Regions from separate parts of the Homo sapiens genome. Here region 2 is linked to region 1. Evidence: read pairs that join two places in POLR2A ChIA-PET (ENCODE). Cell type or tissue: CD4-positive, alpha-beta T cell. All regions are shown on one strand. Links, peaks and the distances in the headings refer to the core of each region. The heading gives the core; the rest is flanking DNA.

Region 1 (12,297 bases), core at 2,885-10,884:
TCTGTATAGACCATACATATCTGACATCAGAAAAGCAGGCCCTAGAGAGAAGTATATACTAGGGTACTTTAGAGCAACTTAATGAGGGGAGGAAATGAAAGAATAGATCAGAATGATTTTGTTGACATGACTACAGACTGAAATAATGTGAATGAATTAACTGAATTTGCTCTGTCAACTTTAGTAAATTGCCCATTGCCTTTGCTTTGTTCATAATTTCAGCAGGGCAGAATAAAAACCATGGGAGGCAAAGAAAGGAAATCCGGAAATATAGTCTTAACCTGGTGTTGTTCTAATTTTCCATCTGTTCTTCTGACTCAACTCACTGGCTATCGATGAATCAGTAGGTAGTATTTATAAGTCTTAGGAAAGACTACTCAAGTTAAGGTACTTCCCTATATCCATCTCTTTTAGGTACGCAAAGAGAACCAGTGGTGTGAAGAGAAGTGAAATGTTGTGCCTGACACTGTAACACTGTAAGGATTGTTCCAAATACTAGTTGCACTGCTCTGTTTATAATTGTTAATATTAGACAAACAGTAGACAAATGCAGCAGCAAGTCAATTGTATTAGCAGAATATTGTCCTCATTGCATGTGTAGTTTGAGCACAGATCCCAAACCTTACGGCCAAGTTTCTTCTAGTATGATGGAAAGTTTCTTTTTTCTTTGCTCTGAATAAAACTGAACTGTGGGTTCTCTATAAGTGGCATTTTGGGCTTTCCCTCTTTTTTGTAAAGCAATGTCTGCCTAGTTTATTGTCCAGTTAACTTTAGTGACCTTTTAAAAGTTGGCATTGTAAATAAAACAACTTGCAAAAAAGTTTTCTGGAATAGAATTAACAAAATATTATCTTTATTCATGAGTTGGAAACTGGAAAAAGGCTTCTTGAAGTAAATGTTCTGAGTGGAGCTACTAGGATGTCTTCCAGCCTCCTGCAGTCAAGGAGTACCACTGTATTGATTAGCCTGTATGTAGCAGGGCTCCCTTCATTGCATCTGAGGACTTGTTTTCTTTTTCTTTATTTTTAATCCTCTTAGTTTTAAATATATTGCCTAGAGACTCAGTTACTACCCAGTTTGTGGTTTTTTGGGAGAAATGTAACTGGACAGTTAGCTTTTCAATTAAAAAGACACTTAACCCATGTGGGATGTCATCTTTTTATAATTAGTGTTCCCATGTGGAGAAAATTATTCACACTACTTGCATGTAAAGAATAATTTAACTTTTAACATTAAAATATGTGGTAAAACCCAGAAAGCATCCATCATGAATGCAAGATACTTTCAATAAAAAGTAAGTTATATAGTAGGTAGTTAAGTTTGCTTTTGTGGACTTAAATGTGTCTCTTCACTTAAATGGGTTGAATGTGTATATATTTGTTCAGCTTGAAAAGACTTAGTTTATATCCTAGCTCACTGGAGGCTGCTGACATAACCATAACTTCTGTCCCTTCTAATTGTCATTTATATGCCTAACTGGAGCTAGTACTTTAATTCTTAACACAAAATTACTCTGCCATTGTTTCCAGCTTCCCTCCTACAATAGAATGAAGTTTTTTTGATGGCTTGAGATGGCTCACAAATTTTGATTTTTTTTTCTTCCTTGTGCTCCCTTTTTTTCTCCTTGCTTTTCCAGTTAACATCTATATTCACATGTAATCTTGTTTTCTCTTCACATTCACTGAGTTGTTCAGGCTCAGATCATCCCTTGACAGTAGTTTGCCTTCATCTCACCTTTCATTTGTCCCAAATTCACCTTATTTAATAAAGTCCCATATGTTGTCTCACTTAATTCCAATTTGTTGTCTGTACCAGAGATAGGAAACTATAATGTGTGGGTCAAATCAGGCCCATAGCCTGTTTTTGTAGTCTTTGAGCTAAAAATGGTTTTTACGTTGTAAAGAGTTATTTAAAATTCTCTCTCTCTCTCTCTCTCTCTCTCAGGAGATAAGCTTGTTTTCTGTTTGTCCTGGTTTTAGTGGGGAAGGTAGCGGTGTATAGTCCTAGCTGAATTGTCTCATCTACCAATTCCTGCTATTATAAGATCAACTTCTGCAAAAACCTTATCCACCTCAAGTATCCTTAGCAGCTGGGCATGGTGGCTTATGCCTGTAATCTCAACATTTTGGGAGGACAAGACAGGAGGATCGTTTGAGCCCAGGAGTTCAAGACCAGCCTGGGCAACACAGAAAGTCCCTGTCTCTCCAAAAAAAAAAAAAAAAATTAGCAGTCATATGGTGCATGCCTATAATCCCAACTACTTGAGAGGCTGAGGTGGGAAGATGGCTTGAGCCTGAGAGGTCGAGGCTGCAGTGAGCTGGCATTGCACCACTGCACTCCAGTCTAGGCAATAGAGCGAGACCTTGTCTCAAAAACAAACCAGAAGTATCCTTAGCAGTATTATGACAAACAAATCTTCACTGAAGGTCCAGGATTACTGCCATATGCCATGTTTAACTTGTAAAGGAAGTATCACCTTCTAAGAAACTGGAGCTTGTTATTACCACTTGATCTGTATAATACTCAGCAGTAGTTAGAATTATATGAGTAAATAACGTCACTATCCGTATTTAAAGGATAATGAGATCTTTCAGAAAGATTGGATGGACAGACAATATAGTAGTAATTTAAATTTTTGTTTCCTGACTTTCTGTAGTCCCTAAACAAACAACAAAAAATCCTAGTAATCTTAAACTTTTACATTAATAGAGATCCAAGAGAAAATAAGCCATTTTTCACCATTGTGGACCCAAATAAATCATAGACATGGTATTAAGAAGCCCTTTTCAGTCTGGTTGCAGTATTATTTTCCTACCTTTCTTTTTCCTGTTCCCTGCTGTATGCCCACTATTCCTTTAATATATCTACTAGAACTTTTCTAGGCTTTCACCTGGAGTGAGTGGTCCTTTCTCATTATCACAGTAGCCAAACCTCAGTCTTCAAAACTCCACTCATTTCTGGCTACTCTCTTACTTCCCAACTATTCTTCTAAACTAATATTGTGGCATTAAGTCATACCTTGAGGCTGGAGTTTTAGTGTCTTCATGGCCTTGGGCAAGTTGGAAATAGGTACTACGGTTTTATAGATCTAGTGCAGTCTGCTTTATATTAGTTCCAGAACTTCATTGGAAGTCACTTGACAGCAGGATTTAACTTGTATTTAGCAGCACTACTCCATGAATTTCAGTATAAGTAACAGAAGTGAAAAGTCCTTGTGAAATGCAGGTACAGGGCATAATGAAAACAAGAAGAGTAGTTTTAATGCATGAGAGGGGAGAGCTTGATAATAGCTGATAATAGCCTTGGTTTGGAGAGTGGTTACTGATGAATTATGAAGACTTTCTCTAATTACTGTTATAGTAGTAAAGGAAAGAAAACCCTTGTTGATAAAGTAAACTTAGGGATTAATTAGGAAATGCCTTTTATTTCACCAGGAAAGAGAATGAGAGGAAGAAGGTATTTGGCAGATTTGGGTGATTGAAGGATGTTTGTCGGTTTCCTCTGTAAACAACATGCTGCTTTCTGCAGTGTGCTGCTTTTAATGATGAAGTCCTTTCAAGGACTCCATGGCAGTCCTTTGGCTTCTCACCTTTTCATTGATTATGTCACTTGTGATCTAAAAGTAAACCAAAACCTTCCTGAATGTTAGCTTATTATTTTCTCCTTAACATTGTCATAGGCTAAAGATGTGCCCCCTCAAATTCTAATAATTTTTTTTTTTTTTTTTTTTTTTTTGAGACAGAGTCTCACTCTGTCGCCCAGACTGGAATGCAGTGGTGCGATCTCAGCTCACTGCAACCTCCGCCTCCTGGGTTCAAGTGATTCTCCTGCCTCAGCCTCCCGAGTAGCTGGGATTACAGGCACATGCCACCATGCCTGGCTAATTTTTTTGTGTTTTTATTAGAGATGGAGTTTTACCATATTGGCCAGGCTGGTCTTGAACTCCTGACCTTGTGATCCGCCCGCCTTAGCCTCCGAAAGTGCTGAGGTTACACGTGTGACCCACCGCACACGGCCCTAATAATTCTTAAGTTGTAGAAGCAAGTTACTCTTTTGAAGTGCCATGTGTTAGCTTGCCTTAATCTATTCTTGGTATACAAAATAGATACTGCTTTACAGTTCTTATATTTTCTCAGAGATTCACAAAATCATCCTGTAGCTCCCTGTGTGGGATTATAGCTGTGACTTTTTACTCTACAACTGTCAGAATACACCAGCTCCTGGAATTAAGCAAGAACTATATTGTGACTTGGTTGGACAGGTAACTGCAGCCTTGTAACATGACATCATAGTAATGCTGAGCTTATCTTAAAACTAGCTGGGGAGGGAGGATAGTAACAGTGAGTCACTGTGGGCATCTCACTTAGGGCAGGCAGATATTCCAAATCACATTGATTTTTCAGTTTACGTAAAAATTGACCAATCCTATGGGCTGTGTTCTGATCCCAACATAAATTTTGTTTAAGTTAATTTGCCTAGGCTCTCAATAAGGCAGTTTGGGAATATAAGGTGATTTTCCACCAGAAAAGAGAAAATTGAGAGAGCAGCAGACCTCTTGCTCTCAGCACCCTTTACAAGCTTAACTTTTGCTTGCCACCATTAGCTTTTGAAGATTTTTTTTAACTGCTCCTTGCAGAGCAGGACTACCCCATAGGCAGTGTGCCCAGAGTAGCCCGAAGAGCTTTTTGATTCTTCTTTTAAGAGACAAGGTCTCACCTCTGCCCCCCAGGCTGGAGTGCAGTGATGTGATCACAGCTCATTGCAGCCTCGAACTCTTGGGCTCCAACAGTCCTCCTGCCTCAGCCTCCTGAATAGCTAGGACTACATGTGTGTGCTACCATGCCTTGCTAGTTTTTGTTTTTTTAAATTGATTTTTATAGAGATGAGGTCTCCTCATGTTGCCCAGGCTGTTTTCGAATTCCTGGGCTCAAGATCCTCCTGCCTCAACCTCCCAAAGTGCTGGTATTACAGATGTGAGCCACAGCACCCACCAATTTTTCCTTTTCTAAAGCTCAGTGTACATTCTGGTAGGAAGGAATCAACCAAGTAAATGTTCTCCCTACAAAGTTGTTTGAGGATTTGAAAAGTTAATCTTCAATTATCTGGATTTGAAACCAGTCTATAACTTTTTAAGCTAGGAAGAAGTCAAGAATAAGAAGATTGCAAGCAAAGGGAAAGCTTACAAAATGGCTGAATCCTTAAAGTGTAGCTCCTGGCTTCTCCTTGGTAGGAAGCATTAGACATGGTTTCCCTCTAGGGAGCTGGGAGCTTTTGGTGTAGTTCAGGAGAGAAGGCATAAATACTGCTGGGAGGGAGTGGATAACTCTAATAAAAATGTTCCTGGGCTGGGCACGGTGGCTCACGCCTGTAATCCCAACATTTTCAGAGGCTGAGGTGTGCAGATCACGAGGTCAAGAGATCGAGACCATCCTGGCCAACATGGTGAAACCTCATCTCTACTAAAAATACAAAAATTAGCTGGGCGTGGTGGCACATGCCTGTAGTCCCAGCAACTCGGGAGGCTGAGGCAGGAGAACCGCTTGAACCCGGGAGGCGGAAGTTGCAGTGAGCCGACATCACGCCACTGACTGCAGTCCAGCCTGGCGACAGAGCGAGACTCCGTTTCAAAAAAAAAAAGTTTCTGGACAGAACAGATTAATGAGCCAATGGGGGGCTACAGAGCTGAAAGGTGCTACGAAAGGTTTTGTAAAGTGAAACTAATTTGGTTTCAAGAATCAAGTTGGATTTGTTTGGGGGTGGACAGATGCCAAAGTGAGGAAAAAGCAGTGCACAGTCAGGAACTAACAGCAGAAGGTTGGGTGTTGGTACATTTCCCTGAGAATATAGACTAAAGAGAAATTAGGGCAGGATTAGTCACAGTACTTTGCTGACACTCAGTAGTATTTTATCAGCATTTATTCATCAGACCCACATTAGGCAGGGCAATTTTTGAGTGAGCTAAATTCTAATTTTTTTAATTTTAATTTTTATTTATTTATTTTTTGGCTGTTCAACTAAACCAGTCTTTTGAATGTTGGGGGTTTTACAGTTAGAGTCCTGATGACTTTTTCTTGTTTACTGTTGTTAAAAATCACTACCTCCAGTGGTCACAGAGAATGAGTAAGAGAACTGGCTGTGCATATCAAGATGAAGTATGGTGTAAGAAATATTTCAGAGCATGTCCTTTGGCCCAAGATTGAGCCATTTGGACACCTAAGCAGGATTGGCTGAATGTTATCCTTTCTGCTGAGGCATCAGTGGAGATGATCATTAGTGGTGGCCGAAAAGTGTTGTCGAAGGTGCTCTTGCTTGACACACTTCCAATGCGGGACATAGTTTGAGTGATAGATGGCTAATTCATTGATAATGTACTTGTTGCCTTGCAGTCTTGTGTACTGCTGGCTACCTCTGGTCTGTGTGCCAGTATTGAGCAGCATTCTATGGGAGGAATGTAGTTGCTCATAACAGTGTCTGCTTCCACATCTGTAGTTCTTGCGACCTTCTGATATCTGTCAACTTTAAATTTTCTGGAAGTATTTAAGTATATTCAGACCTTCTGATATCTCTTAACTTCAAATTTTCAACCTGCTATATAGCAGCCTCTTATTGCACACTGAGGATCAGCTTATTTCCTTAAAGTGCTCTCACTTTGAATACCTCCCACCTATCTGGTGAAAATTCTTATTTGTCCTTTCTTTCCTGAATGTACCATTTCACAACCTCTAACTGCCTTCTTCAGTTGCTTTGCAGATTTTTCTGTTCCAGGAAGCTTACGGAAAGGGGTGGGAAAATAGAGAAGCTGTACTCTATCCTCAAGTACTCAAGCAGGGTTTCCAGAGTGGCTTTGTAAAAATTTTTATTTATTTATTTATTTATTTTTGGTGAGTGGAACCTGGCTTTTCCTCTTCCCTCCCCAAGCCCCACCCCGCTTCCTGACATTGCACATGCCTGAAAGAACTAGGCTTCAGATAAAAGAATGAGAACACTTGAATGAAAAAGGAAGACTTGGTCCAGAGCCCCTGGTGAATATGAAAGAAGTATTGGCCTGGACTATCTCCCGCATAATTCACAGCTGCTATCTTGTCTTCAGAAGTGAAACATCCCTTACCAATAGTGACCTAACTTGTGAGGACTGCTTGTGATAGTATAGTTCCCACCCCCAGGACATAAGTTTTCCCTTTCCAGTTAACATGCCTAATCCCATGCTATCTTTAAGAGCTTGAAAATCCTTCCTGACCTGAGCTAGGCTTTTATTCTAAGGGACTGTGTATGTGAACATCCCCACCATCTATGTTTCCTGTTTTCAAACTCGGTGCCGTTTTGAGTATTTTCAGATGCTCACTGCCAGTAATGGTTTGTTAGTAGCTCCAAACTATTAGAGAAGAGCTCAGGAGTCAGAATTTGAAAGATGCCCATAGGGTGATTTGAGATTTGGAACAAGGTTATCACAATAAGTTGGGATTGGGGGAGTTGACACAACCAGGGTCTGCTTGGGTGGGCAGCTGTTTCAGAAACCCTTGGTGAACTCTTAAAGCCCTGAAGAGCTTAAAAAATGCTCTGAAGAGATCTGAGAGTCGCAGTTAAGGACTCTCAAAGAACCTCAAAGAAAAGCCAACTTAGCCTTTTTATACAATTAACTAGATTTGGGTCTTAAATTCTACTTTGACATATAGGCCTAAGAGGTAGTTTAACATGGCCTTGTTACCCTTACCCCTTCTGTTCTGTGCTGTTTTCTGAGAAACGGATGCAGGAACTGATTCCCTTTCTTCCTCTCTGGAACAGGATATAAAGAACCCTTCCGCTTCCCTTTACTTGTGGCCTTCCTGGCCAGGCTTATGTATACTGAACAAAGCTAGGGTGCAGTGCTTCTGAGCTAGCTGTTAGGGGTCCACAGCCAGAAGGAATGGGAGACCACAGGAGCCATTCAAAAGATAATTACATGTCAGAAGAGAGTCCATCCATGGGGTTCTGTTAAAGTAGACACCTTCACGTTGGGAGACATAGGCTTTGTCTGCTTGCTGGGCTGAACCCTCACCATATCCACAGAGAACAAAATGGGGAGCAGCTGTACCAGGGGAGGGATGAACGTCTTTCACCCAAGTTGCCAGTCTGCTAGTTGTCTGGAAATGTTCAAGGGAGGCTAAGGTATCTTGTCTTATGATGTCTCAGGAAACAGGGTTGGTTCTCAGCTGGCAGTGAAGGGGGACTGGTGTGGTATTAGCAGTTGAACTTGAGGTTGCAATCTCAAGTCACCCTCTGGCCTCGCAGGAATGCACCAGGGTGATTTGGGAGGATCTGAGTTTCCTTTATGAAGTCAGATTAAAAAAAAAAAAAGCTGATCTGATTTAAACAGAGTTGCCAAAGACTTCCCCGCCAATACACAAAGACTGCATTGTTCAGGTACCCTGTGTACTCTAAGTGAGACACCAAATCAGATGCAGCAACCTGGTCTTGCATAAGCCCTGGTTAGAATGTAGGTTTTTTAAACAACTAGGCCAGTAGCCAGAACAGAATTCTTTAAAATGGGACAGATGTCCAGAGAATGGCTAGTGTCCTCTAGCACTCTCTCAGAAGCAAAAGCAAGTCTGGGGTTACAACTTCCAGTGGCCTACTTTAAATAGACGCTGTTCTGGAAAATGACTTTATACTTTAAACACAAAATCCAAAAAATAGAACTCAGTGGAGTGACAATGACAATGCATGATGGTGGCCCAGTGGCTGTCCCATGTGAAATACTTCTTGCCTGACATGTATCATCTACTTGTTGACTGACCTATTGAGGTGCCTTCATGACACCTTTTACATTCATGATAGGTCTCAGGAAGACAGCAGTGTACTTGGTGGAAACTCATGTAAAAAGTGGGTTGTAGGGAGCTAAACAGTGAGTACACATGGTATATGGATACGGAATGGAATAATAGACATTGGAGACTTCAAAAGGTGGGAGATGAAAGGGGGATGAGGTATGAAATCCTACCTGTTGAGTACAATGTACACTACTTACGTGCACAGTACACTGTTTGGGTGAGAGGCACACTAAAAGCCCGGACCTCACCGCTACCCAGTATGTTCATGTAACACAGCTGCACTTGTACCCCCTAAATGTATACAAATAATCTAAAAATAGCCCGGACCTCACCGCTACACAATATATTCATGTAACACAGCTGCATTTGTACCCCCTAAATGTATACAAATAATCTAAAAATAAAGTGGATATGGTGGCTGTCGTGTCCACCAACAGCGTATGTAACTTTTTAAAAAGTGGGTAATAGATTTATCAAACTTGAAGGCTTGTGTGAAAATATGAAAAATACTTTGCGTCTTAACAGATGCAGTCTTTGGGTGCAGCGCACCAGCACGGCACATGTATACATATGTAACTAACCTGCGCATTGTGCACATGTACCCTAAAACGTAAAGTATAATAATAATAATTAAAAAAAAAGATGCAGTCTTTGGGAGGAAGGGGTGCTATTAAAAAATCCTCCTTTAGGATTTTGTGGTGCTAATAGGTTATAAAAGACTCGTTTGCTCTTGTTTTCCTTGAAATAGGATATGCACTTGTGGAATGTTTTCTTTTCTCTCTGCCCTCAGAGGAAAATGGAGCCTAGTGGTCATGTGTACCTATTTCAGGTTGAATTGTCTTGTCAGCCTTTATGGACGGCAGTTGGCAACTCATTTATTCTTATATGAGCACTGGGGAGCAGGCTGGCCTGCATCATTGTGGGGTTAAGAGCAAAGCTTGGAATGGGAGTATAGGCATAGCTCTCAGGTGAGGCAGGCAGGGCCCACACCCCTTTAGGGGAGATGACAAGTGTAATCCCTGGTTTCTACAGGCTGGAGGTTTGGGAACATATGTACCATAGGAAACAAACTCCAAGTTTCCTGACTGTGGAGAAGGAAAGGAAAGAATATCATGCTCTGTTACTGAAACAGCTTATTCCTCAGGGTCAGGCTTTGAAAAACAAACCCAGTAAAAAGTATCTTTATTCTCATGTTTAAAAGTTTTTCTATGATGATGCATTAACAATACAAAAATATTTTGAACACTACAATAATCTTTTTCTCAAGACTTCTTGCAGTGTTACACTAGAATATGTGATCTTTGGATTCTGAGAAACCAGTGGCTAAAGTAGGAACTAAAGGCTTTTTTTGAGGGGTGTGTGAATACATGGACAGCCCTTTTTTTTTTTTTTTTTTTTTTTTGAGATGCAGTCTCCCTGTTACCCAGACTGGAGTGCAATAGCGCCATCTCGGCTCACTGGAACCTCCGCCTCCCGGGTTCAAGTGATTCTTCCGCCTCAGCCTCCCGAGTAGCTGGGATTACATGCGCGCACCACCACGTCCGGCTAATTTTTGTATTTTTAGTAGATACAGGGTTTCACCATGTTGGCCAGGCTGGTCTCAAACTACTGACGTCAGGTGATCCACCTGCCTCGGCCTGCCAAAGTGCTGGGATTACAGGCGTGAGCCACCGCGCCTGGCCCGGCAGCCCTTTTTCTTTGGATTTAGGCAAAAAACAAAAATTAAATTAAAGACTTGTTTTTCAAGGCTGAGGGTTGAAGCTTGGCTCAAAAATGGGTTAACGTAGGCTATGGTGAAAACCTGTTGTCCACTACTGGAGGTTTTCTGGGCTCCTTGATCTAGTTGTAATGGTCCTCTGTCCCGCAGCCCCATGGGGAAACTGGAGCCGGCCAGGCGGACTGAATGCTGAAAGACAGGCTCTGGCTGTCATGAGGTTTTGGGTTTGCCCTCTCAAGCTGCCCAGGAGCTGGCTGGACTGCCATAGATGAACTGGAAATGGAATTGTGAAAAAGGCTCTGTGAATGGGGAGGGGTGCACACTGGATTTGGGCCATGACTTCTTTGAACTGTTGACTGCAGCTGCTAGTGACAAGCCTGGGGCCAGAGCTTCTTAGGCTGGTGGGTTTCTCAGGGAACACTTCCAAATAATTTGAACTAGAGCTAGATACACCCTCCCCTCCCCAATTTGCCTGATAAGGTAGTGTCAGATTATTTCTGTTGCTTAGGTTGATAGGCCTAAACTTAACCTATTCCATTCCCCTTCCTGCTTCTTGCAAGCTCCTGAGATCATAGTAAGGGGCTTCCTCTGGTCCAACTTATGAGTAGCAGCTGGTTTTGTTTTTGTTTTTATAAACAGAGCTTCTCCATTTCCTTAGAAGAGCTGTCATCTTGAGCTTTGTGCTTGTGACCATGCTCACATGTTGTTTGACAAACCAGCTCATTCTTGGTCCATGAAGTGTCTGAATGGGGAGGGTGTGGCAGTGGGGGATGGGGGAGATGGGTAGAGAAGGTAGCTAGGCTCAGTTCAGCCCATCTCTGACCTATAGCAGAAAAGCTAGGGAGGCAGAGGCTTCTGGCTGGCAAGACAGATGGTACAAAGAATAGATGCAGGCAGCCATAGGTACAAGGGATTCCCTTAATTAGATGACACATCAAGACAGATCTGATTCCCACCACTTGGAGCAGTTTGAATCGATGACCCCAGGTTCAGGCAGAAGTCCTGCAGCCTCTGAAATCTTCAGGGTCTGGACCCTGAGATGACGTTAACAGGACCCCTGGCCAGTTTCCATGAGATCTGGGTCTCTGTCACTTTCAGGGGGTAGGCTCCTGGAGGCGGCCAGGTGTCCTGTGCCTGCTAGGCCACCTGTCTCTGAGATTCCTGTTGCTGTACCTGTGTGCTCTGCAGGGTGCTGCGGGGGGCCTGTGGGGGCCCTGGGGTTGGGAGGCTGAGAGCAGTGGAGAGACCTGGGGATGTAGGTGCCGGCTCCGCAGGGCTAGTAAGCAGTTCTGTGGGGAAGCGGGGCAGCAGATGGTATGAGGGTGAGTCCTGGGGAGCTGGGGACCCGGGGCAGCCTAGAGCACTGTCATCGGAAGGAACGGGGCTGGGGCAGCGGCCTTCTCCGGGTAAGTACCGAATGCATTTCTTTTTCCTCCTAGGAATAGTGAAGAGAGTTATCTGTAAACAGAGGGTGAATTCATAGTCATACACCACAACCAAAAAATGCTGCCTTTGCACAGGCCTGGCTGATTCCTTGTCCTCTCTTCCTGGGACTTGGGTGGTAAGTCAGTGTCCTCAGACTGCCATTCTGCTTGGTCTGGCCCAGACCTAGGACAGGTGCAGTTCCCAGAACAGCCACAAGGTGGCAAAGGGGCCTTTTGTCACTAGGCCTATGGGCTGTCATCTGTCTTCCAAGGGAGTCATCTCTCCTGTCTTCCAAGGGAGTCATCTCCCAGTCCCGGCCTTTGAGCTTCTCCAGATGTGTTTGTGGGA
Region 2 (12,297 bases), core at 1,831-9,830, 81 kb after region 1:
AGACATGCACAAACTTTAGACACACCGAAACACATATGGCAACAAAGGAAATGTCTGAGGTGACAGTGAAGGCTGACCTTGCAGAAAGTGACCTGTGAGTCTGGGGGACTCAGGAAGGCCTCCACACGATGTGAGGATCCAGCAGAGATCTGAAGGGTGCATAGGAGTTATCAAGGTGAGAGAGGGCTGGGCATGGTGGCTCATGCCTGTAATCCCAGCACTTTGGGAGGCCGAGGCAGGTGGATCACCTAAGGTCAGGAGTTCAAGACCAGCCTGACCAACGTGGTGCAATCCTGTCTCTACTAAAAATACAAAATTAGCCAGACATGGTGGCATGTGCCTATAATCCCAGATACTTGGGAGGCTGAGGCAGGAGAATTGCTTGAACCCGGGAGGCAGAGGTTGCAGTTAGCAAGATCATGCCATTGCACTCCAGCCTGGGTGACAGAGGGAGACTCCATCTCAAAAACAAAAAAACAAAAAAACCATGAGAGGGTTTGAGAGAGAGTGTTGCAAGCTCAGTAGTGCATAAGTAGTGTTGTGAAGAGTATTGTGAATAGTATGAAAATGGTAGCAAGGGCCGGGCACGGTGGCTCACGCGTGTAATCCCAGCACTTTGGGAGGCTGAGGCGGGCGAATCACCAGGTCAGGAGATCGAGACCATCCTGGCTAACATGGTGAAACCCCGTCTCTACTAAAATAATACAAAAAATTAGCCGGGCCTGGTGGCACGCGCCTGTAGCCCCAGCTACTCGGGAGGCTGAGGCAGGAGAATCACTTGAACCCGGGAGGTGGAGGTTGCAGTGAGCCGAGATTGCGCCACTGCACTCGAGCCTGGGCAACAGAGCGAGACTCTGTCTCAAAAACAAAAAACAAAAAACAAACAAACAAACAAAAAACCAGTATCGTGTATAGTGTGTGAATAGTAGTGAGTAGTGTATGAATAGTAGTGTGAATAACAGTATGAAAGTATTGTGAACATAGTGTCAATAACCATGTGAATAGCAGTGTAAATAGTGTGTGAATAGTAGTCTGAATAGTAGTGTGAGTAGTGTGCTAACAGGAGTGTGACTAGTGTGTGGATAGTATTGTAAATAGCAGTGTGAAAGTAGTGGGAAAAGCAGTGTGGATAGCACTGTGAATTGCAGTGTGAATAGTGTGAATGGCAGTGTGAATAGCATGCAGATAGCAGTGTGAATCGTATGAATAGTAATAGCATGAATAGTGTGCAAACAGTGCAAATAGAAGTGTGAATGGTAGTGTGAACTGTGTGCAAATGGTATATAAATAGCATGTGCATAGGAGTGTAACTAGTATGTGGCCAGTACTGTGAATAGTAGCAGCGATGGTAGTATGAATAGCATGTGAATTGTGTGCAAATCATAGTGTGAATAGTGTATCCAGACTGTGTGCATAGTGTATGAAAAAGCTCTGTGGCCTGCTGAGAGTCCAAATGGCTGGACGAGCTGTACCACTGAGCAAAGTTATGAGTAGAGAGGAGGGCTAGGACCCAGGTCTGGAGTCTGGGGCAGTCAGTGTGGCATCCATGACTGTGCCATTTGCTCTGTCTAGGTTTTCCTGGCAAAGGAGCCTTTGGTGGTGGATGTCTTCATGGCACATGTGAGGACCATCAATACCAAATCTCCCTTCATCTGCTTGGAGTTCCCTGCATCAGTACATGATCCCATATAGGGCAGGGTAAGCATTGTTCTTCAGGTTTCTTTTTAAAACTCTAAGTGCTATTGGGAAAGGGAAGCCAGTGGTCCTCCCACCACTGAGTGACTGGGGCTGGGTGGGCTAAACCTGGAGGAGAAGAGGCCTGGGAAGGGTGAGGCTGCCACGGGTACCTCATAGGTTGGTTGACCAGGCCTGACTGGTGGCCTGTAAGCTGCTACCTGGCAACCAAACCTCTGCCCTGGACTTACACTGTGAGCCCCTCTTCCCTCTTCTCGGGGTGATCTCGCATTGGTAAGTCAGGGTCAGTTCCCTGGGGCCCAACTCCCACCCAGGCTCTGTGTCTGACATGAGGTCACAGAACACCCCCATGCTAGCATGTTTGCTCCCAAGTTTAATGTCCTTTTTCAAAGTAGATGTCATTTCAAAGCTTTTATTTATTTATTTATTTATTTATTTATTTATTTATTTATTTATTTATTTTGAGATGGAGTCTGGCTCTGTGGCCCAGTGTAATGGCAGGATCTTGGCTCACTGCGAGCTCTGCCTCCCGGGTTCATGCCATTCTCCTGCCTCAGCCTCTCGAGTAGCTGGGACTACAGGTGCCTGCCACCACGCCCAAGTAATTTTTTGCATTTTTAGGAGCGATGGGGTTTCACCATGTTAGCCAGGCTGGTCTCAATCTCCTGACCTCATGATCTGCCCGCCTCAGCCTCCCAAAGTGCTGGGATTACAGGTGTGAGCCACTGCGCCCAGCCAGCTTTTATTCATTCTTAGGCTGACTTTCAGTGACATATATAATACAAATAATGGGAAAAAACATAACATTTTTAAAGCTAGAGTTCTCCCATCTCTGTCCCCCACTTAGGGTTATTGGTTGGATGTGTCTTCTTCCAGTCTTTTTTAAATGCATTTTCATTGTTAAGTATGTAGATACAAAAATAATTTTGTTTGGGATATACACACACACACACACACAAGTCTGAGTTATATGTATTATTCAGCAGCTTCCTTTTTCAGCTACTGGTACATGTTGGAGATCTTTGCACATCAATGTATATAAACCTACTTCCTTCTTTTTAAATGACTGCTTAGTATTCTCCAGTGTGTATTCCATGGGTTATTTGCCATCCTCTCTCTGATGAACATTCACATTGTTTCCAGATTGTCACCATGACAAGCAACACTGTAGCAAACATCCTTGTGTGTGACTCAGCTTAGCTCAACTCAAGGATGGCTGTTTTGTTTGGCGATGAGGTCTGCATCAGAGGAGGTATTCAAGTAAAGGGTAAAATAATATGTCTTCCTCAACCCACAGCAGTGATGCTCAAACTTTGTTGGGTATGGAAACTACCTGGAGAGGTTTTTAAGCTATACATTGGCGGGCCAGACCCCTGGAATTTCTGATTCAGGAGGACTGGGATGAGGCCTGAGAATTTGCATTTCTAGCAAGTTCCCATGCGATGCCCCTGGTTTAAGGACTTTGGGAATTGCTGCCTCAGGGTGTTAGCTGCTCAGCCTCTACTTACTTGAAGAGTCACATCATCCTAGGAAGACAATATTCAAGGAGAATTAATCTTGGGCCCCTCCCTCTACTAAGAGGTAGGTGCCCTACCTGGCATCCCTTTGGGAGGCAGGGGCTTCAGGGCACTGGTGATGGGTCCAGAGGTCTGGCTAACAGGGCTGCCGGGTCAGATGTTCCAGCTAGGCCTAAAAGCCTAGGACCTCTTGACTCTTGACATAGCCTGCAGGACTGTCCTTTTCTTGGCATCCAACCGCCCACCCCCGTGCAGTGAGCGACTCACCCCATTCTTCCCTTTGGAGCTAAATGAAGGGTTCTGAGGCTGGCAGCGAGCTGTTTACACAACATGATTGGGAAGTGCTCTGGGGTTTTCATAACAGAAACAACGGGAGACCACATCCCCAGAGAAGGTCTTCTAAAAGTCTTGAGGTTTCAAGACCCTGATGTTCTCTTTGTTCCCAGCTGGACTGCAGGAGGTCACAATGGGGTTGGAGGAGACCATCACTGGGGCAGAGGTAGGAGGAACCTGGAGCTGGGACCCTTGGAACTAAAGACCATCCAGAAAGACTTACTGCCCTTCCTGGGCTTACTTGGTGGCTTGGACACTTCTGCACCTGAGGATGGTCCAGTTGCAGGCTGATGGTCAGACCCAATGGGCATTTGTCCGGTGTTTCTGCCCAGAGCAGAGCTGTGTCACCCTGCAGTTCACAGAACTCCTGGTCCTTTCCCCCCAGTGTGCTGTCCATGAACATCAGCCACCTTGATCATGAGAAAGAGGATTCCCGTCAACTGCAGGTTCCTCTGTTTGTTGCAGGTAGCGAAGGGAGGTGGGAAGGAGGCTCTGTTACCTACCACAAAGTGACCACAAATCCTGTGAGATGGATGGAAGCTCCTTTGGAGCTCCTGAGAGCTGCAGCAGGTCCTGCCCCTTCAGTGGGACAGAGTCTGGCTCCAGTTTTAATCCTGGGCAGTAATATTTGGGGTACCCTCTCTCTCTGGTTGGGTAACGTATAAAGTCCTGTCTCTCTTGACTGGTTATTGTTCATGGTTGTAAGCCCAACATCTAATATATAGTAGGTGCCTAACAGTCCCTGTTGAGTAAATAATGAGATGAAGTTCTTAGAAGGTGTCTGCAAGATGGACTAGCCTTTGCATTCCCTGGAATCGGTGGGCTGGACCCTAGGGCGAGCTGCTCAGCTACTTGAGAACCCCTTTGCATCGCTGCTGCTGTGGGGGACTGGATTCCACTACCAGAAACAACTTCCACACAACCTCAGATGCCAAAGGAGCCCTGGGGGTAAACTCCAGCCTCCTATCCAGGGGTTACCCTGGGACAGGCCCACCACAGAGGAGCATGTACAGAGAGGGGAGACTGGCTTCTCCCTTCCCAAGCAGGAGGGGTGGAGTGGATCTGTGACCATTATGTCAGCATTTCGCAGACCCCAGGTCCGCCCACAAGGGCTAAGGGCAAGGCCATGCTGTGTCCAGGATCCAGCACCCCACCCCTCAACCCACAGCCACCCTCCAACTCCGCACTAATACTGGAACTGGGTGGGGGTGGGGGCAGAGAATTTTAATTCTTTCAGACTCAAAACTTAACTTCTCATTTCTTTCAAGACACTCACCCCTCACCCAAAAAACGAAAGTCAAGGCTAAGGGGAATTCTGCGTGGTGGAAAAGCTTAAGGTGTTACTTTTGGTCTGGGTGAAGCTGGTCATCTGCATTTACCACACGCAGCCAAAAGTGCCGGAGGCTGAGAGCCCTGAGGCTGAGGGTCTCTAGGTGGGAATGACAGGGTGGGTTGGAGGCGTGGAGAAGGGCGCTCCCCCGAGGCTGGGCGAGGAGGATGTCGCCACCTGCACAGCTGGCGCGGCTGGGCCCAGGGTTGGGGGGAAGGGGCGAGTCCCTTTGTGGGCCTCCAAGTCCAGCCCTTCCCCTGCCGCCCTACACGCGGCGCTTTGAAGTGGCCGCGCTGGCTGCCCCCTCCCGCACGGCGCCGCCCCCGCTGCGTCCGCACCTTGGCAGTGGCTGAGCGCCTTCCAAGGGAAGGGGAGGGTGGCACCCGCTGGGAACTCTTTGTAAATTCATCCCCCAGGAAGGCTGGGCCGAGGATCCCCTCGGGGGAATCCGCCTCCGGGGTCGCGGGGTCGAGGTGTGTTGGGTTAACCCCTAACACTGCCTGAAAGATTGGTCACCCCTCGGGACTCAGGGTGGGACGTCAGAGCCCCCACCCCTAGGTTCCTCTGCTGGGCGGGGTTTACGCCCCTGGGAAGCGGCTGGGGATGGTGACGCTTGGACCGGTTTCCTGTGAAAATCCTACGAGCCATTTTGGCAATAAATTTGTACAAGTTCTTTAAAACTGTGCAGACCTCTGATCCAGCACCTCCTTGCTGCCTAGAAAATAATCGCAGATACGTGCAAAAAGGTATGTGCTATGACGCATTGGAGCATTGCTTAGAACTGGGAAACCGTGGGAATATTCAGCAGTAGAGATTATTATATTCACTAATAAACTAATAGTTTACCACCGGCCAGACAGCATTGGGGAAAATCCGAGACTTCAAATCATGAGTAATGATGACATAGAATATTTACTATGAACAAAAAAAATTGCTCTTGACATTGTTAACCAATAACTATATAAGCCTGTATGGAAAAAAGACTGGAAGGAAATAAGACAACACATTCTTAGTAGTGGTTCTCTCTGGGTGCTGGGATTAAAGGATGACTGTGATTATCTTAGGCGTTTCTGAAATGTTTAATACTCTACGCCATAATCATGTATTTAAAAATAAATGTTGTTTAGATAAAACCTTAGTTCAGCCAGGCGTGGTGGCTCAAGCCTGTAATCCCAGCGCTTTGGGAGGCCGAGATGGGCAGATCACGGACAGCAGCCTAGCTCTTGGACTAGGGTGACTAGATAGGATGAAACCCCATCTCTACCAAAAATAAAAAAAATTAACCGAGCATGCTGGGAGGCACCTATAATCCCAGCTACTCGGGAGGCTGAGGCAGGAGAATCGCTTGAAACTGGGAAGCAAAGGTTGCAGTGAGCCGAGATCACGCCATTGCACTCCAGCCTGGGCAACAGAGCGAGGCTCCACCTCCAAAAAAAATAAGAAAGTAAAGGAATAAAAGAATGGCTACTTCACAGACAGAGCAGAGGGCTGCTGGTTGCCCATTTGTATGGCTGTTTTTTTTTTATCACATGCTAAACAAGGGGTGGATTATTCATGCCTCCCCTTTTTAGACCGTATAGGGTAACTTTCTGATGTTGCCATGGTATTTGTAAACTGTCAGGGTGCTGGTGAGAGTGTAGCAGTAAGGATGAAGATAGGTCACTCTTGTCGCCATCTTGGTTGTGGTGGGTTTTGGCCAGCTTCTTTGCTGCAATCTGTTTTATCAGCAAGGTCTCAATGACCTGTATCTTGTCCCGACCTCCTATCTCATCCTGTGACTTAGAATGCCTTAATCATCTGGCAATGCAACCCAGTAGGTCTCAGCCTCATTTTACTCAAGATGGAGTTGCTCTGGTTCAAACACTTTTGACACATCCATCAGCATGCAAACCAGCCCTAACCCAACCCGAACCCTCAAAGGTAGAGAAATAAAGAGAAACGCTGAGAAGCAGGAGTGAGACCCCCTCACTCCCCAAAGGCCATAGTGTGGTCTCCTAGAGGCTCCGGGTCTGATGATTCAACCTTTCTTCGATGCCATTCAGGAGGCCTGGGTGGTAGAGGAAGCTTCCAGGACTTGTCAGACATTCAGCTTCCTTCCTAATAGGTGGTGATCAGCTGGCTATGGGAGAGACCCCTCACCTCTGAGGGGATCATCATTCCTTCCTCCTGCCCTGCTCCACCTTCATATGTTCCTCTGATTAAGAACACTCCTGAATTATTAGGTGATGGCTGGTGGAGAAGTATTGAGAACTATGTTCTCCCAGGATTTATTCAGAGGGTTGGGACTATAGCCCATTGAAATGGGCCCCTCCATCCTGCACCATAAGGTTTAGAGAACACTAAAAAAATTTCCCTTATCTCTAGTCAGCTCTGGTGATCCTTTGAAGTTTTTGTTTCTAATTTGGCAGATTATTACTGTAATTCATTTTGTGCTTCTGATTTCTTTAACATTCATTTTTTTTCTTCTGAAAGCACAGTAAAACATGGGGGGTGGCTGTGTGGGTGGGAGTCTTGCTGGGACTCCCAGAGAGGACTGCTACTAAGTAAACTTTGCTTTTACTAAAAGGCGCACGTGAACACACACACACACACACACACACACACACACACACACACACACAGTCACCTCCCAGAGAAGTTTTTTTCTGTTCTAAATTCACTTTAGATAAGTGTACTGATTCAGCTTAGAGATTTTTAAAACACTGAAAAGAAATGAGAAAAGAAGACCAAGATGCACAGAGGATAGAGTAAGTGGAAGAAACACCTCTACTATTAATTTCGGCAGAAGACAATGGAGAGAATGGGGAAGAAGCAATATGCAAAGAGCTGACAGCTAATAATTTTCCAGAACTGTTGGGTCTGTGACTCCTCAGGCTGAAGAGGCACAGTGGTTTCCGAACAGAGAAAATATAAATCACTTTATACCTAGCCACGTTGTAGTGAAACTTCTTGACACCAAAGACAATGAGAAAATCCTAAAAGAAACCACAGAAAAAAGAAAAATTACCTACAAAGAAATCATAAGTAAACAGCCTTCTCATTAGCAACAAAAGAGATCTGAATAATATCTTCAAAGGGCTGAGGGAAAATAATTGTTTTCCCCAAATTCTAAACTAAAATACGTGTTGTTCAAGAATGAGTGCAAAATAATGACGTTTCAGACAAAAAAAAAAAAAGCACTGAGAAACATTTTCACATACATCCCCTCATTGAAAAAATTGCTGAAGAGTATTCCTCAAAAAGAAAAAAAAAACTGATAGGAGTGGAACGGAAGACACAATACTAAGGGGAAAAAGAATATATGTTGGGTAAATCTCATAATCCTTGTGTATAAAACAACAACAATGATAGCAACTAATTGGGAGGGTTTAAAATGAGAAAAAAAAATAAACTGATAGGTAACAATAATTAAGAAGATGGAGTAGAGTAATTGAAGTGAAGCATTCTGTTTTTGTTTTGTATTTTTTTTTGAGATGTAGTCTCCCTCTGTCGCCCAGGCTGGTGTGCAGTGGTGCGATCTCTGCTTACTGCAACCTCCACCTCCCAGGTCCAAGTGACTCTCCTGCCTCAGCCTCCCACGTAGCTGGTATTACAGGCTCACACCACCATGACCGGCTAATTTTTTTATTTTCAGTAGAGACAGGGTTTCACCATGTTGGCCAGGCTGGTCTTGAACTCCTGACCTCAAGTGATCCGCCTTCCTTGGCCTCCCAAAGTGCTGGGATTACAGGCCTGAGGTATCATGCCCAACTGAAGTGAAGCATTCTAAGGTTCTTTTGTTGTTTTGGAAGAGAGTGTAACAGAAAGTGAACTGATCATGAAGCTAGGGAAGTATAAGCTGCAAGAGTAATTTCTGTCTCCTTCTCCTTCTCCCTCTCCTTCTCCCTCTCCCTCTCCCTCCCCCTCTCCTCCCTCGCCCTCCCCCTCCCCCTCACCGCCTCCCCTTCTCCTTCTCCTCCTCCTTCTTCTTTTTTTAAAAAAGAGAGCTTCCAAATTGAATAAGCTTCAGATCCCATAAAACCTGGATCTGCCTCTGAGGTAGCATTAATATTTCATATTTGGACTTTATTAAGACAATTCTATAAGTTAAAAATGTAAAGACAACTACTAAAAGTATAAAAAACAGAATATATAACTTTTTTTTTTTTTTTTTTTTTTTAGAATATGTAACTTCTAACCTGCTAGGGAAAATAAAGATAAGAACATTTGATCTGACTGGGAGCGGTGGCTCACACCTGTAATCCCAGCACTTTGGGAGGCCGAGGTGGGCATGTCACCTGAGGTCAAGAGTTCAAGACCAGCCTGACCAACATGGAGAAACCCTGTCTCTACTAAAAATACAAAATTAGCCAGGCATGGTGGCATATGCCTGTAATCCCAGCTCCTCGGGAGGCTGAGGTAGGAGAATCGCTTGAACCCAGAAGGCAGAGGTTGCAGTGAGCTGAAATTGTGCCATTGCACTCCAGCCCGGGTAACAACAAACTCCGTCTCAAAAAAAAAAAAAAAGAACTTTTGATCAAAACAATCAAAAGCAGGAAAAGAGGGGGAAAAAGAAGCAAAGAAAACACATTATAAACAAAAAATACAAACTAGAATGGCAGATGTGGCAAAATTTATTACTTAACCCTAGATATCTGTTCTCCCTTTCTAGCAGGGGAATGGATATTTTTTGCCAAGCAGATTTAAAATCTATTATACATCCCTCAGCCTCTCTTACAGATAGATTTGGCCAGTGGTATGTGACCAGAAGTGACATTGCAATTTCTGTGTTGCCATTAAACGGGGAAATTCTCTTCTATTCCCTTCTCTTTCTCCTTTTCCTCTTCTAATTGGTTGGAATTCAGGTGTAATAACAGGAGCTACATCATCTATCTCACACCAAAAGATGGAAGCTGTGTATTGAAGATGACAGAGCAATAAGAAAGGAAGAGACTGGGCCCCCGATAATTTTGTGGAGAAGAGCTATCACACTAGCCAGGACTTTTATGTAAGAGTTAAAAATTTCATCTTGTTTAAGCCACTTTTAATTTGATTTCACTGCAAAAGCAGCTAACCAATATACTAACACATGTAGCAGGTATAAATTATGTTAGAAATTACAGTAAAAGTAAATGGAGTAGACTATTTAAAAGACAGTGATTTTCAGGCTAGAATAAAACAAAAACAAAACAAAATAAACACAGACATGCTCATTTGTTATATATTGTCTATAGCTGCATTCACACCTTACTACCAGAGTTGAATAGTTACAACAGAGACTGTAAAACGTCAAAAATATTTACTATCGGCCGGGCATGGTGGCTCATGCCTGTAATCTCAGCACTTTGGGAGGCTGAGGTGGGTGGATCGCAAGGTCAGGAGTTTGAGACCAGCCTGGTCAGTATGGTGAAACCCCATCTCTACTAAAAATACAAAAATTAGCCAGCACTCTCCAGCCTGGGCAACAGAGCGAGACTCCGTCTCAAAAAAATAAGTAGATAAAAATATTTACTATCGACCAGGCGCGGTGGCTCACACCTGTAATCCCAGCACTTTGGGAAGCTGAGGCAAGTGGATCATGAGGTCAGGAGTTCGAGACCAGCCTGCCCAACATGGTGAGACCCCCCATCTCTACTAAAAATATGAAATTAGCCAGGCGTGGTGGCGGGGGCCTGTAATCCCAGCTACTCGGGAGGCTGAAGCAGGAGAATCACTTGAAACCAGAAGGCAGAGGTTGCAGTGAGCCAAGATGGCACCACTGCACTCCAGCCTGGGCAAAAGAGTGAAACCCCGTCTCAAAAAAAAAAAAAAAAAAAAAATTTACTATCTGGCCCTTTACAGAAAAAGTAAGTTTGATGACCCCTGAACTAATTCATAAAGCAAATTTTAACAAATATCAAAGAATAGCTATCATACTGACTATATTATCTCATCTTAATGAAATAAAACTAGAAGTTAAAACCAAAGAGGCAGGGCACAGTGGCTCATGTCTATAATTCCAGCATTTTGAGAGGCTGAGACAGGTGGATAACTTGAGGCCAGGAGTTTGAGACCAGCCTGGCCAATATTGCAAAACCCTGTCTCTACGAAAAATACAAAAATTGGCTGGGTGTGGTGGCGCACGCTTGTAGTCCCAGCTACTCGGGAGGCTGAAGCAGGAGAATTACTTGAACCCAGGAGGCAGAGGTTGCAGTGAGCCAAGATGTGCCACTGCACTCCAGCCTGAATGGTAGAGTGAGACTCTGTCTCAAAAAAAAAAAAAAAAAAAAAATTAAAATTAAAACCAAAGAGATAGCCAAAATAATCCCATTATATTTGGATGTGTGTCTAAATAATTCATAGGGAAAAGAGGAAACCACAGAGAAAATTACAAAACATTTGGAAGTGAAGATCATTAAAACATCATATAAATTTTTTTTGGAATCAGCTAGAACAATGATTAGAGAGAAATTTATATCCTTTAAAGAATACATTAGAGAAAGAAAAAGACTAAAAATTAATAAGGTGAGTATCCAGTTCAAGAATTAGAAAAAGAGTAACAGGATAGCCTGAAGAAAGTAGTAAAAAAGGAAATAAAAAAGGAAACTAAGGCCGGGCATGGTGGCTCATGCCTATAATCCCAGCACTTTGGAAGGCTGAGTCAGGCAGATTGCTTGAGCTCACAAGTTCAAGACCAACCTGGGCAATATGGCAAGACCCCATCTCTACTAAAAATACAAAAAAATAGCTGGGCATGGTGGTGCACGCCTGTGGGTCCCAGCTACTTGGGAGGCTGAGGTGGGAGGATCACTTGAGCCCAGGGAGCAGAGGTCACAGTGAGCTGAGATCACACCATTGTACTCTAGCCTGGGTGATAGAGCCAGACCTTAGCTCAAAAAAGGAAAAAAAAAAAAGAAGTTACAGAAAAATTGAATAGTTTTATGTTAGTTCTATATCCCTTGTATCAGTTATCTATTGCTTAGTAACAAATCACCCCCAAAACATAGTATCTTAAAACAATAATCAGACCAGGCCCAGCGGCTCACACTTGTAATCCCAGCACTTTGGGAGGCCGAGGTGGGCAGATCATCTGAGGTCAGGAGTTCGAGACCAGCCTGGCCAACATGGTGAAACCCCATCTCTACTAAAATACAAAAATTAGCCAGGTGCAGTGGCAAATGCCTGTAATCCCAGCTACTCGGGAGGTTGAGACATGAAAATTGCTTGCACCAGGAGGCGGAGGTTGCAGTGAGCCAAGATTGCACTACTGCACTCCAGCCTGGGTGACAGAATAAGACTCTCTCTCTCTCAAAAAAAAACCCCAAAAAACAAAAAAACAATAATCAGTCAGCTGGGTATGATGGCTCACGCCTGTAATCTCAGCACTTTGGGAAGTTGAGGCAGGAGAATCACTTGCCCAAAATTACAGTGGAAGAAAAAAATTGCAATTTTATATTCAAGATG

The links. Peaks named below come from ENCODE experiments on the same cell type or tissue, not always from the same donor. Only the 100,000 strongest peaks of a DNase experiment are listed, where the experiment ranks them.
Region 2: POLR2A ChIA-PET joins it to region 1 with 26 read pairs; 8 of 35 experiments call an interaction of 5 or more read pairs at or near these places.

The regions. Positions count from the first base shown.
Region 1 is chr5:134,145,886-134,158,182 of GRCh38, reverse strand. TCF7 (transcription factor 7) reads right to left here. Exons shown (of 10, transcript NM_003202.5): 10 at 9,973-11,959. The coding sequence ends at 11,880. It overlaps SKP1 (S-phase kinase associated protein 1), which reads left to right. Exons shown (of 6, transcript NM_170679.3): 6 at 415-9,248. The coding sequence ends at 450. Among named protein-coding and RNA genes, the nearest start is that of SKP1, 25 kb to the left of the region's middle. RefSeq lists an enhancer at 12,208-12,257. In CD4-positive, alpha-beta T cell, for the core only: CTCF peaks have their summits at 9,294 and 9,559; a DNase peak (open chromatin) is centred at 9,712; H3K27ac peaks cover 2,114 bases.
Region 2 is chr5:134,064,166-134,076,462 of GRCh38, reverse strand. It overlaps a transcript of VDAC1 not described here. Among named protein-coding and RNA genes, the nearest start is that of TCF7, 44 kb to the left of the region's middle. RefSeq lists an enhancer at 4,456-4,555 and silencers at 5,026-5,145, 5,226-5,285. In CD4-positive, alpha-beta T cell, for the core only: CTCF peaks have their summits at 4,892, 5,091 and 5,496; DNase peaks (open chromatin) are centred at 5,132, 5,532, 7,422 and 7,786; H3K4me3 peaks cover 1,276 bases.